2 separate regions of the Homo sapiens genome follow, and region 1 is linked to region 2. Evidence: chromatin loops called from intact Hi-C (ENCODE). Cell type or tissue: PC-3. All regions are shown on one strand. Links, peaks and the distances in the headings refer to the core of each region. The heading gives the core; the rest is flanking DNA. Region 1 overlaps MACROD2 (mono-ADP ribosylhydrolase 2). Region 2 overlaps MACROD2 (mono-ADP ribosylhydrolase 2).

Region 1 (8,576 bases), core at 2,099-7,098, 210 kb after region 2:
TGCTGGTGAACTAGTGTGATTTACTGGGGGGCGTTGAAGAGCCTTGTTTTGTCATATTACCAGGGTTGGTTTTCTGGTTCCTTCTCTGGGTAGGCTCTGTCAGAGGGAAGGTCTAGGGCTGAAGGCTGTTGTTCATATTTTTTCGTCCCATGGGGTGTTCCCTTGATGTAGTACTCTCCCTCTCTTCCTGTGGATGTGGCTTCCTGAGAGCTGAACTGCAGTAATTGTCTCTCTTCTGGGTCTAGCCACCCAAGGAGTCTACCTGGCTCCGGGCTGGTACTGGGTGTTGTCTGCACAGAGTCCTGTGATGTGAACTGTCTATGGGTCTCTCAGCCACGGATACCAGCACCTGTTCTGCTGGAGGTGGTGGAGGGTGCAATGGAATCCGTGAGGGTCCTTAGCTTTGGTGGTTTAATGCTCTGTTTTTGTGCTGGTTGGCCTCCTGCCAGGAGGGGGCGCTTTCCAGAAAGCATCAGAGCCGCCGCTGTGTCCCCTGCCACAGCCCCGAGTTTGTTTCCAGGCGGAGGGTGAGACGGGCCTGAAAACTTGCCCAAGGCCATCCACCTCCCAGCTGCGAAAGAAAGGGCTTTAGTTCTTCCCTCCTCCACCTGTGACGTCTGCACTCCGGATTTGTGCCCTCCCCTGAGTTCTTGCCAGGAGGCTTCTCAGCTCATTCAAATTGTTACAAAGTTCGACTAGAGAATTCCTTCTCCCTGTGGAGTTTTACCCCCTGCTCCTCTGGCCATCCTTCCAATGGATCCTTGTGGTGCCAGGCAGGAATGGGCTGCTTGGGGACCTAGGAAGCCCCCAGGGCCTTTCTGCTGCTTCTTCTACCCTCCCCCACACCTTTACTCGACTCACTAACTTGACTCAGCTCCAGGTAAAGTCAGAAATTTCTGCAAACAGACCTTCAGCTTCTCCAGTGGGGGTGTGTGTTTGGGAGAGGAGGGTCTCCCTTTCTCAGTTCCGCAGTTGGGGCACTCAATATTTGGGGGTCTCTCGGGTCCTGCAGGAGCAGTCTGCTTCCTACAGAGGGTCTGTGAGTCCTTTCGGGATTGCTGGTTTGTTCTTGCAGTTCTGAAGCTAAAATTCACAATGCAAGCCTCTGCATGCTGCTCTGTCTAGAGCTGCAATCTGGTCTTGCCTCCCGTCTGACATGATCCCAGGAGCTCTCTGAGAGAGCAACCCAAAGGAGCTGAGAGAGATCCGGAGTCCCCGATGTGAGGGAGCATCAGGCTGCAAGGACGCGGCACTGGCGATGGTTTCGCAGGGGCATCTGTTCCCTTGGGGCGTGGAATCCCTGCTCTGCCGCTGCCCCAACTCGGCTCCGAAGTGCCTTTGCTGCAAGATTTCCTGAGCTTAGCAGTCTGCCCGTTTCTTTTCTTTCTTTCTCTTATTTTTCCCCCTGAATGTTTGGTTTCTCTGGCAAGCCCAAACACGTAAGATTATATGTGAGGCATATTTATTTACATAAAGATGCGTGTTTTTTCTTAACTCAGCATTTACATGTAGCTTGGCCAAGTTAATTAACTGTAGAAGACCTCAATTTTGTTGTCTTTTAAAACAAGGCAGCTGTATTAGATTAGTGGTTTTCAAAGTCCGTTAGATGGTAAAGTGCCTGCAAGCCATGGCCTGCTTTGTGGGATACCATGAAATATTAATACCCAGAGCTAGACTTAATAAGCACACGTATAATTTTGTGATCCCAAATACTATCTTATATATGATTGTAATAGAGACAAAAGTTAGCATGTATGGAGATATAAATCATTAATTCATTCATCTATCACATAAGTGTTATTGAGTGCCTACACAAATGTTTCTCAAACCAGCATTCACCACCTGGAGAACCTATTAAAATACAGATCACTGAGCCCCATTCAGCTGTTTAACCGACGATGCTCATGTTGGTTCAGCTGATCTGGGAACCAAATTTTGAGAACTGCTGACCTCCACTAGTCCAGCCCACGAATTGGCAAACTACAGCCCCTGAGCCAAATCTGGCCCTTTCTTCTTTTTGTAAGTTTCACTGGAGCACCTCACATTTATTTATGTATTGTCCATAGCAGCTTTTGTGCCACAATGGCAGAGTTTAGTAGTTGTGACAGAGACTATGGCCTGGAAACCTGCAATATTATCCGTGATTTTCCACACAAAAATCTGCATTCTGGGTTTTGTATGCAATAAGTCATGTACAAAAGTATGGAGCTGATGTCCTGATGGAGCTTACATTCTAACAGGGCACTAAAAATTTAGTGAGATTTAAAGAAAAGTTATAAGAGAACATCTTAATTGAGGTATTCTACTTTCAATTATTCGTAACCTTATTATTATATATTTACTTCTTTTAAGGATAACATCTTCATTCATATTTCTATAACTCTAGCGCATGTTCCAATGGCTTCAAGTTTGCATGATTAAAATATCTCTAAACTATTCTTTTCCTCTCAGTACTTTCTCCTTTCAGTGTATTCTAGGTAACATTTCCAGAGAAAATATCCTTAATATAGTTATGAATTGATGATTGCCTCCAGAATAAGGTTTTTTAAAAGTAATTTTGACTTTATTTTAGATTCAGGGCGTACATATGCAGGTTTGTTATGGGAGCATATTGGGTGATGCTGAGGTTTGGGGTGCAGATGGTCTCATCACCCAGGTAGTAAATAGTACCCAATAGGTAGTTTGTCAGGCTATGCCCCCTTCTCTTTCTCCCCAACCAGTAGTCCCTAGTGTCTATTATTCACATCTTTATATCCACGAGTACTCACTGTTTAGCTCCCACTTATAACTGAGAACATGTGGTATTTGGTTTCCTGTTCCTACATTAATTTGCTTATGATAATGGCCTCTAGCTGCATCCATGGTGCTGCAAAAGACATGGTTTTATTCTTTTTTATGGCTATGTAGTATTCCAGAGTGTATATGTACCACATTTCCTTTATCCAGTCTACCATTGATGGGCATCTAGGTTGATTCCATGTCTTCGCTATTGTGAACAATGGTGTGATGAACATACAAGTGCATGCATCTTTTTGGTAGAGTGATTTATTTTCCTTTAGGTATCTACCCCGTAATGGGATTGCTGGGTCAAATGGTATTTCTATTTTAAGTTCTTTGAGAAATCTCCAACTTGCTTTCCACAGTGGCTGAACTAATTTACATTCCCACAAGCTGTGTATAAGTATTCCCTTTTCTCTGCAACCATGCCAGCACTTGTTATTTTTTTAAGTTTTTGTTAATGGTCATTCTGACTTGTGTGAGATGATATTTCATTGTGGTTTTGATCAGCATTTCTCTGACGTTTAGTGATGATGAGTATTTTTTCATGTGTTTCTTGGCCACTTGTATGTCTTCTTTTGAGAAGAGTCTGTTCATATCCTTTGCCCATTTTTAAGGGATTTGTTGTTGTTGTTGCTGTTGTTGAATTGTTTAAGTTCTTATAGATTCTGGATATTAGACCTTTGTTGAATGCATAATTTGTGAATATTTTCTCCCATTCTGTAGGTTATCTGTTTACTCTGTTGATAGTTTCTTTTACTGTCAAGAGGCTTTTTAGTTTAATTAGATCCCACTTGTCAGTTTTTACTGTTGCTATCACTTTTGGGGACTTAGCCATAAATTCTTTGCCAAGGAAAATCAACGTTATTTTTCACAGAATTAGAAAAAACTATTCTAAAGTTCATATGGAACTGAAAAACAAAAAAAGAGCCAAAATAGACAAAGCAATCCTAAGCCAAAGAACAAAGCCAGAGGCTTTACGTTATCCAACTTCGAACTATACTATAAGGCCACAGTAACCTAAACATCATAGTATTGGTACAAAACAGACACATAGACTAATGGAACAGAATAGAGAACCCAGAAATAAAGCCACACACCTGCAATTAATTATCTGATCTTTGACAAAGTTGACAAAAATTAGCAATGGGGAAAGGACACCCTATTCAATAAACGGTGCTGGGATAGCTGGCTAGCTACATGCAGAGCATGAAACTGGACCTCTGCCTTTCACCAAATACAAAAATTAATCCAAGATTGATTAAAGATTTAAATGTAAGACCTCAAGCTATTAGAATTCTGCAAGAAAACCTAGGAGATACCCTTCTTGACAGAATAAAGATCTGTTCTAATTATTCCACATTGTGACACCAAACCATGACCACTACTATATCTTCCACCTGACATTTCCCACAGTCTCAGCTCTGCATGGACCTGCCCAGAATGGAGATAGCAATGGGCTTACCATGTTGACACAGCCTCTGTCACTTCCTATTTTCTCTCTGACTCAGGAAGGAGTCACTTCACTCTTGTAATTCTTCTGCCAGAACCCTGGAGGTATCTTAACTTACAACCCCCAGTCTATAAACTCTCCACTAAAGCCACACTGATTGACTCACCATCTTCCAAATAAACTTTATTGATTATTTGCTACTAATATGAGTTACTGATGACTAATAACAGATTATCTCAAAATTGTGTTCTTAACACAATAATAGATTTTCCTTTTTAAATCTTGTAGTTTCCGTGGGGCAGAGTCTGGGGAGTGGCTTATTTTGGTAGTTCTTGCTTTAGGGTGTTTCATGAAGTTGCACTTACAATGCTGATCTGGATTATTCATCTGAAGGCTCAGCTGGGTCTACAGGATCCTCATACAGTGAATGCACCGTTGAGCTGGCAAATTGGTGCTGGTATTGCTTTGGACCTCACCTCATGCCACGGAGGCTACTCCTCACAGAGCAAGTGAGGCAAGAAAAGAAAACATAAGCCACGATGTCTTATTTTGTAAATTTTTAAAATTTACTTTACAGTGTCTTTTAAGATATAGCCCCAGAAATCACACTCTATTATTTCAGCAATATTATATTTTTGACACAGATCAGTCTTAATTAAAGTGGTAATGACACAGGAGCATGAATACCAGGGGGTGAGAATGACTGACACCATCTTGGAGCCACACCATCCTAACCCCTCCTACTCTAGTCAGGGCTTTTGCCTTTGCTATTGTTTTCCTATTTGAAATGTTTGTTTGTTTATTTATTTATTTATTTATTTATTTAATTTCCTAAATCTAACCACCTTTTAATGCTCATTTCTGTTCCATCTTCCCCGTGACACCTTCTCTGAATCCTTTAGCCTGAAGAAATTGCATCTTCCATTGTTCTCCTGTGGTCTCATTATCAATATCACACATTTTAGCAGTTACTCACAGATAGGAAATAATTCCTGTTCACAAATAAAACATTCTGAGGAACTCAGTTCTTCCTATTCGAGGAAATCCTCCACTACTACTACAAAAACCTGCATAAGGCATTGAAAAAAAACCCTCCGTTAGAGATTGAGCTGTATTGTAGTACATAATATAGTATGAGTAATATTAATATGGTGTATTTGATAGATGTTAGAGATCAGTGTCTACCAGAGCAGTACTACTCAAACTTAAATATTTATATGAATCATGTAGGGACCTAGTTAAATGCAGATTGAGATTCTGTGGGTATAAGGTGGGGTTGAGATGCTGCCATTCTAACAAGCTCCCAGGTGATGCTGAGGCTCCTGGTCCATGGAACAACTTTTGAGTAGCAAGGTGCTAGAAGATGGACATAAAATGGACATAAAATAGAATAGGAGTTGAAAGTAGATGGAAAATAAAAGTAGTGAAGAGAATCATGGCTGTGTTCAATCAGTAGTACTGGCAAGGCATAAATATTTGAAGTCACGAATCACTCAAGTATTTCTTTATTGCTCTTTGGTACTGCCCATTATCTTTATACATGCATGTATGTTTTACCTCTTCCAGCCTTGATTATAGGCCCCTTTAGGATTGAAGGTGTTCCAGTCACCCATAGAGGTGAAATATAGTTCCCTTTCTGGAGTAGTTGCTCAATAAATGTGTACTGCTTGATTACTCTGCTGCTAATTCTCACGGTCATTTATTAATTTCTATTATTACTTCCCCAAGTTTTCTCCTTTCAAAATATTATAGGAAATTCAAAATACCTTTCTATTATAAATTGATGTGTTTTATTTACAGTTCCTTATGATATATAATACAATTCCTCATAAAAAAATAAAATTTTAGTTGGTCTAAATACCAGGTAAATTAACATGATCAAATTAATAGAAAAAGTATCATGCCCAGGTAACATGTCAGACCAATTAAATCAGTCTTTGAGAGAGGATTCAGGTATTGGTATTTTTTAAAGCCCCATGGGTGATTCCAGAGTGAAGCAAAAGTTGAGGATCACCAGTTTAATTATCATCCTACTATATTTTAAGATAGAATAATTATACTTTATTTTTTATTGTGCCCCAAAGCATTTTTTTTTTAAATGGAGTCTCACTCTGTCGCCCAGGCTGGAGGGCAATGGTGCGATCTCAGCTCACTGGAACCTCGGCCTCCTGGGTTCAAGCAGTTCTCCTGCCTCGGCCTCCCCAGTAGCTGGGATTATAGTCACCCTCCACCACGTCTGGTTAATTTTTGTATTTTTAGTAGAGATGGGTTTCACCATGTTGGCCAGGCTGGTCTTGAACTCCTAGCCTCAAATCTCAGCCTCCCAAAGTGCTGAGATTACAGGCACGAGCCATGGCACCCAGATCCAAAGCATCTTTTACAACATGTAATTTGGAAATATCAATGAAGACCAATTCAGAGAAAAATGTTTACCTTCCTTTTTTTTTCTTACAGGATGTAGCTGCTTCAATTTATAAATAAGTATAGATATGCTATAGTAATTTTTGAAATTCTATAGCAAACTAACTTTTCCATAAATGAATATGGTTTCTTAATTATCCCAAGCTTGTTAATGTAGGTTGTACTTTTTTTCTTTTAGCAAACACATCAGATCATTTTGCCAAATTATCCAAGTCATTTTAAAAACATAAAGATATTTTGCAAATATTTTATATCTGCCAGTCAAAGTCAGTCTTGGTCCTAAATAGGATGTTGTTACATGCCTGCCTTATAAATGTTAGCATCACGGAAAGCATTTTTGTTTAATTTAGAAATGTTTGAGCTCAGAGGAAATAAGGATACTTATCTCGTTTACTCAGCTTTAGTAACTGCAAAAGGCAGAATAAAGGTAGCTTGCTGGAGTTGCTAGAACCCACATACAGTCAGAATATATGACCTCTCCTTTAAGCTCTGCCTCTTACTAGCTGGGTGACCTTTGGCAAGTCTCTTAACTTCTGTTAGTCTCCATTGCTTCATTTGTAAAGTGAAAGGGTTGAAGTAGACGGCACATAAGATTCTTATACCTGGAAAGTGATGGGGTGAGGGACTACTAAGGTCCTTTGAGTGCTTCTTGGTTACGCACTGTGAGAAGTGATGGAAAATAATTCACACTCTCAAAAATTCCATGACTCTATAGGAGAATTTTCAAGTGAACAGGCACAAAGTCTCTAGATTGTTAAATTAAGCCTATGAAAAATGAAGGAACATAAAATAAAAAGAGAGTAATTGCATTGGTTCTGATTCTCTCATAGAAAAGGAATTTTACACGTCGTTAATTCCAATGCTTTGTATTACAGATGAGGAAACCGAATCCCAAAAAGTTCAAATAACTTTCTATTACTAACACATAAAATAGCACACTAATAGGGGATGAAAATTTATCCAGTTTAACAATCCAGTCCTTCATGTCAATCAAAAGCTTCTTTATCACCATCATAATTCAACATTTCATTCTGTATTGAGAAGGAGGTGGATCTAAGATTTATATTTATGATATTCATGATAATTCAGAGTTTCTGAAACTGACATCACAGGAAGATTTTCACAAGTGGGCCAGGATGTGATTCATGGGCCCTGATGTTACAAGTCCAGATTGGCAAACCAAGGGCTGCTATCAAAGGGACTAAGTTGGATGGCTTTCTGGATAAATATTTCTTTGTAGCTGGATTTACAAAGGTTATCAACCCTCCAGATAAAAAGTCATGGTTCTTCTATTGCCCTAAGAGTCATAGATAGTAAGTTACACAGTAACATATTCATTTTATGTATATACATACATACATATAGTCATGTATAGTAAATTACATGAAAACATCAGTGGTGCCATACACTCACCTGATCCTGGGTGACGGAAACGAGTATGAGGAATTTAAGTAGTCCTTCTCAAAGTCTTCCCCAGAGATCAATTAGCTCATCACCATTTTACCATGAGGGTATGCTCAGGGGAGATATGTAACTAAAGTCCTGATAACTTGTACCAGGTGACTGTAAATCATTCAGTATTCAGTTAGTCAACAAAATCAACAAATAATTATCATGCCTCTATAGTATACCAGGCACTTGCTGGGCACTGGGAATATGGTGATTAATAAATAAGACTGTCCATGCCCCCAGCTTCATATTCTAGTGGAAAGGGAAAGATATCAAAACATGTTTGCAAGGCTGGGCAAGGTGGCTCAGGCCTGTAATTCTACCACTTTGGGAGGCCAAGTCGGGCGGATTACTTGAGTTCAGGAATTTGAGACCAGCCTGGCCAACATGGGGAAACCCCGTCTCTACAAAAATACAAAAATTAGCTGAGCGTGGTGGCGGGTGCCTGTAGTCCGAGCTGTTTGGGAGGCTGAGG
Region 2 (8,576 bases), core at 1,520-6,519:
ACCAATTTAGAGCTTTTAGTTACTTGGAAGGCTGGTTAGTATAGCAACTACTTTCTAAATAATATGCAGTCTACACAGGGATTTATGATTTCATAAAATTGCTGGTGTTTTATCACAGCTTTGGGCCCCATGCTCGGCTGGGTGGGGTGAGGATATGGATGAAAACCCTTTGAGGTTAAAACCACCACAAAATACATTTTTCAGCTGAAAATAAAATGATTGAGTGCATAAAGAATAGTTTTTAGATTTGTGAGTTTCGCCTGGACATTGGTCTCTAGAGCGCTGCCTTCTTACAAACTGCAAGAAAGGCAGTTAAAGCTGAGGTGAGACCTGGCAACAGATCTAGAAGGGGATGTTGACGGAAGCCCTGGGCAGACTCTGAATGGTGCATGGGGTTAAGGTTTTAAAGCCTGGCTTAAATATACCAAATTATTATTATACCAACATTATGTTCAATTTTATTTTAATTTTTTTCTAGTGAGAACCTCCTTGAAATGATTGATTTAAAGTATCACCATATGCCTTTCTATGATATGGTAATCTATAGCCCCAAATAGACTTTCATTTTAAAGTTTAAAACAAAAGCTAATCTGTTGCTTCTGACTCCAAAAAGGACAGTTTTACTGGCAGAGTAAGTCATGTCTATCTTTATTTTAGTGGAATATGCTAGAGTTCTAGTAAACATATTTGAATTTTATATCAGGTGAACAAAATTAGTTTCTACATGACAGCCTTTGGACAAAGTTAAAGATAATAGGGAAATATCAATAACAGTAAAAAATAAAAAGTAAATAGAGAGGAAAATTGTCCCCAGCAAAGTGAAAACCAGATTTACTGTAGCTGCATTGGAACCATTCTGGGTTTTCAATAATTCCAACAAACATACAGTTTAGACATGGGGTAGAATCTTCAATGAGTCTTTATTGCTATGTCTTTCTGTAGTGAAATTTGATGAAAAGAAACATTGGCTTAATAACCAAGTGAAAGGAAAATGTCCACCTAATGAGTTATTTGATGTGCTATGGATGAAAACAACTGTAAATTCAACTTGCTGTTTCACTTCTGTCTCTTTTATTTAAATTGTCTTGATGGTCTGCTGACAGAATTGGTCCTTTCTTGGCTTAGGAACATCACTGCTTTGCAGCGAGAAGACAGGCAAATCATAAAACTTGTCTTGGCTTCTAGTTATAAAAAGTATTGACTAGCCTAAAGCTATCTTTAATAGCTTGAAATGTGGTCAAGAGAATTTAATTAGAAAGTACATCTCAACATGCTAAATAAATAGATCAGCAGAGATTATTAAAACACATCATTTTACACTTTCATATACTTCTGGTGGGAGTGTTATTGGCACAGCTGCTTTGGAAAACTGGCAGAATCTCCCAGAGTCAAGCATAACATGGAGTCCAGCAGCCCTTCCTCCTGGATATATACTCAACAGAAACACATGCTTATGTCCACCAAGACATGTATGAGAATGTTCATGGCAGCTTTATTCATATTAGTGTCAAACTGGGAATAGTCTAGTTGTTCATCAACACTCGACTGGATAAACAGATTGTGGAATATCCATACAATGGAATGCAACACTACAATGAAATAAGCTACTGTTATATGTAACACCATGGGTAAATCAGGCAGGCATAATTTTGAACAAAATATAGACAAAAAAGAACACACATTATATAATTCATATATGTGGAGTATAAAAACAGACAAAACTAACCTTTGATCATAGAAGTCAGAATAGTGGTTATTTTGAGGGCTGGGCATTGACTCAGGACAAGGCAGCTTTCTGGGGTATTAGAAGTATCTTATACCTTGAGCTGCATAATGGGGTGTGTGTGTGTGTGTGTGTGTGTGTGCGCGTGTGTGTGTGCGCGCGTGTGTGCAGTATATAAAATATTTGCAAGCACTTTCAATACAAAAGTAAATAAGAAAAAAATCATTTATTTATCGTATAAGTCAACTTTCACATTTACAACAAAAGTTAATTTTATGAATCTATGCTAATGAGTAGAAAACTAAGCTTTGGAATGCCAGTAGAAGCACAGAATCTGTGTGCACCTGGATACACACACATGCAACTCCCTGCATGCCTGACCCTAAATTATTCATGGCTTGTTCAGCCTCATTGACCCTCATACTTGGAAGAAATTTCCCATGTCATCTAATTCAGTGATTCATCTGAAGCTTGTCTGTAGCCTCCCCTCCGGGTGGCCATTCTACTTTTGTGAACAAAAGTCCCCTGGTGACCAGAATATGTTGTGATGTTCTGAGGAAGGCCTTTTTCTCTTGGAAGTCCATCCCTAGGCTAAAATCTGTCTTTGTCTATTCATTGGTCTTATTTATAACCCCGGAGGTCTTGTAGTTAAGTGGAGAAAGAATTGTCCTGTTGCTGTTTATCCTGAACATCATGCTTTACCTTGTATATCCATGTCCACTGAAAGCAGGCATATTATCAGGGATATTCATCTTGATATTTTTCTCCCCTTTTAATTAATCACAAAACATCTTCCTATGAGGAACTAGATTTTCACATAAATCTCTATATTTTTCCCCAGGGATGAAAAGGGATATTCTGAATATAACAATCTGTTGAGTACCTTCTCAGCATCCCTTCCTCCTCCCCATACTCTAAGGCTAAACACCCCTGTGCTCCCAGGAGTGAGCCTTTTCCTGTTGTCAATATGTACAAAGATCCACAAGTCTGTAATCCAGTCAGTCATTCAACACCTAGTTATTGATCATTCTCTATGTGCCAGCAATGTTTTAGGTATCCAGTGATAAGCAAAGACAGATGTGTTATCTGCCTCCCAGGGTTTTCACTCTATTAAGGTTATTAATCACATATTTACATAAATAAATGCAGAACTGCAACTGTGATGGGTCTGTGAGGTAAAGGTACATGGTATTATGAAAACACAACATAGGGAGTCATCAGTGTCAGAGAAGCCTTTCCTGAAGAAGTGATCACCTGGCAGAGGACAAATAAAATGGATATACACTAGGAAAAAAGGAGGAGAAATGTCATTTCAGAAAGAGGAAAGAGCATGAGCAAGGCCTTATGACAGGAAGGCAAAATAAAAATACCACATTCAAAGACCAGAAAGAAGGCCAGTGTCGTTGCAGTGGAGGAAACAAAGAGCAATGCAACATGAGATGAGACTAGAGAGACAAGAAAGGGCCAGCTTATTCAGGGGAGAAATGTTGCCACTAACTTGGGGAGTGGCTTGAAGCTAGAGTCGGCTTCAAATGATTGTGATGCTTGTGATGCTTGTGAAAGAGTATTCCTTGGAAAGTAGCTGAGCAAACAAACTAACGAGAAAACAAGTTTTGAGAGAGCTGTTTAAATCAGTAACTTTGAATCGGGAATGTTGCATCAAGGTCCAGGGCACGATCCATGGAGGAAGTTGTTGTGGAAGATGAGCGGGTCAATGGACTGGCTAAGCGCGGGGTGGGTCACTCTTGTGGATGTTGAAATCACGTGGGGTTACAGCAAACCTTGAGGTTAAGATGAAAACCATAACTCAATGCCAGATGCTCTGATGAATATGAGAGAGTGACCAGGAGGTCACAAATAATTGAGAACTGACCATAGTTGCCATGGTTCTATGACAACTTGTATAATTTCTCTGTGGGGAATTATGTCTTCTAAAGGTGAATGTTAATACTGATGGTCATTGCAACTGAGTGTGATTGCAGTATTTATTCGTTTTTTATAGCCCTATAATTTTATGATGTAAGTACTTATTCAACATACCTAACATTTGGAGAAGAATTTTATGAGATGAGAATAAATAAGAGAAGACTGAGAAATAAATCTAGAAAGGCCCCCTGGGGTCATTGGAATGTGTAACACAAAGCTAAGGTGCCTGTGTTTATTCTGTGTTGGAGAGTCAACAAAGGCTGCCTCTGTTTTGTGTAAGGTTGAGGTGTAATGCTAACTATGCCTATGCCTAGGAAGAATCACTTGAAAGTGGCTTGCAGGATAGATTGGAGAAGGGAAGGAAGACCAAAGGAGCACAGCTGTCAACTACAGTTGTCTGGGTGAGGGCCGATCAGACCTTGAATGAAATCAATGGGAAAGGGAGGAAAGGAAGGGGCGGTGGAAAATAGTTCAGAGGGACAATGCCTTTAGGACTTGGTTACCAACAGGGGAGTCCGTCAAACATGGCGGTAACTAGGAGAGAGGTAAAGCCATAGACAGAAACCAGAAAGCCAGGGATGACATTTGTTTTAGGTAGGAGCATGTATTGCATTGCTGGTGCTGAAGTGTATTAAAGGGAAGTATCCAGGCGATTATAAATCTAGATGTTAAATTCAGGGCAGAGATGGACTGAAAAGGCCTCCTATGGTTAATCCCCTAACAGGAAATGCCCATCCTGGCCTCCTTCTCCTTCTTTTTTTTTGAGACAGAGTCTTGCTCTGTTGCCCAGGCTGGAGTGCAGTGGCATAATCTTGGCTCACTGCAACCTCTGCCTCGCAGGTTCAAGCAATTCCCTGCCTCAGCCTCCCAAGTAGCTGGCATTACAGGTGCCCGCCACCACGTTTGGCTAAGTTTTGTATTTTTAGTAGAGATGGGGTTTCAGCATCTTGGCCAGGCTGGTCTTGAGCTCCTGACCTCGTGATCCTCCCACCTCGGCCCTTCAAAGTGCTGGAGTTACAGGCGTGAGCCACCGCACCTGGCCGCCTCCTTCTCCTTCTTTGCAGCTCACCCGTACTCTCATTCTGCTTTTCTCTCCCGTTCATTTTTCCTAACCTTTCCCATTGATTCCTCGGGACTCACAGCTTATTTCTGAGAATAATGTCTCCTTGGTTCCCCATTTTACAGCCCTCTTCCTCAAATATTCTATTATTTCCTGCAAGCCTCACACTTCTTTCTAACTTAGTCCTCTTTATCTGTGTCCACATACCCCTAATACACTTGTCATGCTGCATTTTGTTTGCCTCTTTACTTGTCTATTTCCTCCCCTAGACTTTGGGCTTTTAGAGGACAGGGACTCATTAAAAGTATGACATAGCTACTCGTGTGGGGTTCAGTAATACTTTTTAAATAAATTAACTGACAATTAACTTTAAAGAAAATTTAAGAGTTTTACATTTTGGTGCATTCATTTAAAGAAAACGAATAGGATTAAACAATTCATAACAAATGCACAATCCCAAATGTGGTAGACATTGCAAAGGTTCAAGAACTTACGCACATTTTCTGTATAACAGTCATTGTCTCTAAGAAAAATTAAGCTTGGCTCTGATTTGTTTTGTCCCCTTTCTTAATGAACTCTCTAGCAAAGCCTGTAGAAACCTAATCAGGAAAGCAACACATATTCTTGGAAATGGGGACAATATCTGTCTTTTTCTTGTCCTCTCACTCATTTTTTTTCTGAAGACGTACTGAGATCTGAACCATCAGTTTGAACTACTAGAATACATATTTGCCCTCCAATAAAACTGGGTCTTTTAAGTCTTGGTTCTCTCCATTTCCGCAACGTCTCTCTCTTTCTGCGTCTGTATGGAAAATGTTCCAGGAGACTCTGGACCAGAAGATATCCTCATAGACAAGCCGTATAAGGAAAAAAAGAGGGCTGAGTTTAGGATGCTGGGAATGGCACACATTTAATGAATGCCGCTAGAAAGAAGCCAGGAAAGAATTGGTCAAACAGGAAGAATAAGACGTGGAAGAAGGCAGGGTTGAAAAATTCAGGAGAAGAAGTCACACATTCATCAAGACAGAAGTAGATTAATGGTTACCAGGGGCTTTGGGTGACAGATTGGGGAGTGACCGTTAATGGGTACAGATTTTTGTTTTGGGATGATAAAAATATTCTGGAATTAGTGATGATGGCAAGACTTTAAAAACATGGTACAAACCACTGAATTGTAAACTTTAAAACAATAAGTAATAAAGTTTAAAAAATAAAAATTCTGTGAGAGGAGAATAAAACATAAAAAAACTAGTCAAACACATCTAACACTAGAGAGCTTGAAGATAAATTGAAAGGTGATGGGATTTGGTGATTAGGAAGGCAGTGGTGAGCTCAAAGAGCGTAGTTTCAGTAGCATAGTTACTCCTATCTCTTCTGCTTCCTGCTCTGTAAATATATACATTGATAAGGTTATTCCTTCACATACCATCACTATTGGCAGAATGTTTGATGACTCTGCAGGTCCAGGAATGTGTTTGGTTTAGATCAGCTATGGTGACATTCTGAATGTGTTTTGGAGACTCTGAGCATGTACGCTTCTGCTCTTTGGGACAAAGCATAAGTCTGTCATTCTTGCTGCCCTTCTAAAACCAAACCTATGCAACAAGACCTGATTATCTCATGCTGTCTCAATTCCAAGCATCACCTCTGATGGCCCCAAGTGAAACAGGAAATACCCTCTTTGAATTCTGACAATAAGTTTCTGTGGTATGTTTCATTGGTGGAGTTCTGCTGGCCTTGTGACTGGCAGAACTGACCCTGGACTAACTGCATGTTTTCTCTGAGACACATGTACTTTTTTTTTAAGCTGAGGATAATAAACTTTAATCTGAGCACTTCTTACAAGAAAATAATATGAAAGTATATTGTAATCTATTATGCATATGTAAATATGTTTTTAATTGATATTGTTATAAGATTAGAGACACAATTAAATTATTTATTGTCTTTTTGTTTTTTAAACTCTGTACTGGTGTAGGACCAGCCTTCTTAATGCCTGTGTGTAGGATCACAGGCTTCATATCCATGTACATCTTACTGAGGCCTGTACTTATTGGTTGAACTGAATGTTGTTTAAATGAGAAAACTCCAGTATCATAGCGTGATTAGCCTCCCTTTTGCCTTCATCTTTCGTTGTTCATTTGTTTTTTCCTGCTCTTCATCTAGGCTTTCCCAACGAGCCTGCTGCAGTCATTGCCCTCAACACCATTAAGGAATGGCTTGCCAAGAATCACCATGAGGTAGGAGGAACGACATAATCAGTGAACATCCAAGATGATGTAATTTGATGCTCAGTTCCCCCCAAAAAAGCACATAAATTTTATAAATATCAACTACACCTAGTCATTGAGCCAAACCTAGCTGACCATTCTTCACTTGGGTTACATGAGTAATTAAATGTTTTTTGGTAATTGATAGAATGCAGCAACTCTATTGATCTATCTGGTGAAGTGACCAGATTCATTTAGCCATAATCTAATTTTTTTACATTGGTGGATAGTATGGGTTATATGTGTGAAAAAGAGAAGGGGATGGATTTCATTAAGAATAAGGAGTTTTCCTATGCTATTTTCCTTAAAGCTAAGTTATCTTTGTTGACTTGAGGTTCCTGGTGTACAGTAATTGTCTGGTATCTGTGTTCTTTGGATTTATAACTAATCACTTCCCTAAAGTCACTTCTGAGTGTGAGATTGAAGTGGGCTTGTATAATTGATCACAAAATCGTTATGAGCGGGATTTCTTATGAAACTAAATACCTTCATCAGAGTATTCATCATCCTCCTATTCTGCTTACTTAATAAGATCTTTGTGATACGTTTAGTGATGAATAGGGGAATTACTCAAGTAAACAAAGCAGCAAAATAACTAGAGACCGTGGAGCGTTAAATTTCAGAGATTTGTCAGTTTACATATTGTAACAGCTAGGAGGTTTCAGGCAATGCACAGTCTTATGCATTTTTCTTCTGATTTTGTTTTTCTCCTCAGTTATTCACATAAGGGCTATAAAAATTGTGTTTCATTTTCTGATGGACCATGAATTTAGCTATTTTCCTTGGGTAGGAGATGAATTATTTGGAAATAATTAGATATGGAAACAGGTGACGGGGTTTTCAAATGAGAAAGCACTTGGTACTTTTGTGTGTTTGAAGAAACAGCAGTGTCATTTTCTAATTATTGTAATTTCGGCATTTGTTGACCACGTGGCCAAACCTATCCATTTGGGTGCTTACCCTTTATTTTCTTCTTACTTTGAAATGTATAAATATGGCAACTTCAATTTAAAGGATATCTTAAATCACCTAAAAGAAGCAGGAGAAAAACAAATAGCTAAAATAGCCAGCTTACAAAACATGTCTTTGACACATTTTATTTTCTTTTCACAACAACCTTATGAAATCTCTAGGGTAGGTATATGTTATCTTCATCTGCATTTGCCTTCAAAAGGTTAAATGACATACTCAAGATTGGAAAGTCACAGAGCCAAGAGACTAATCCAGCTCTCATAACTCACTGGACGTTCCTCATTGGAATGCCACCAAGGCCAGAAAGAGAAACTCAGTTCCTTTAAAAGCCAGTTATCTTCAATATATTGCTTGGTCATAGTAAATGTTCCACACCTGGATTAACTGCTTTGCAAAAGTGTAGCATGTTGCATGAGTGAAAGTTGATAACTGAGCAAGCGTATCAGTGCATATCCATCATTTCCACTAGAATAGTAATCCAAGGATATGCCCCACTGGAGGAAGTTTTCATGCATCATCTTGGGATGTGATGGACATATGCATAAAGTCATATCATCGAGGATGTAGTGATGAAGAATAAACATGTTGGTCACAGGTACATCTCATCAACAAATTCTACTCATTG

What was found. Peaks named below come from ENCODE experiments on the same cell type or tissue, not always from the same donor. Only the 100,000 strongest peaks of a DNase experiment are listed, where the experiment ranks them.
Region 1: a loop joins it to region 2, with 14 times the contacts of the local background. A loop is called at or near these places in 1 of 110 quality-filtered maps.

Annotation. Positions count from the first base shown.
Region 1 is chr20:15,699,112-15,707,687 of GRCh38, forward strand. The region is part of intron 8 of MACROD2 (mono-ADP ribosylhydrolase 2); the gene reads left to right. Among named protein-coding and RNA genes, the nearest start is that of MACROD2-AS1, 770 kb to the left of the region's middle. In PC-3, for the core only: no CTCF peak of the experiment used is centred there; a DNase peak (open chromatin) is centred at 4,300; H3K27ac peaks cover 2,481 bases.
Region 2 is chr20:15,492,899-15,501,474 of GRCh38, forward strand. MACROD2 (mono-ADP ribosylhydrolase 2) reads left to right here. Exons shown (of 18, transcript NM_001351661.2): 8 at 6,876-6,949. Among named protein-coding and RNA genes, the nearest start is that of MACROD2-AS1, 570 kb to the left of the region's middle. In PC-3, for the core only: no CTCF peak of the experiment used is centred there; no DNase peak of the experiment used is centred there; H3K27ac peaks cover 1,121 bases.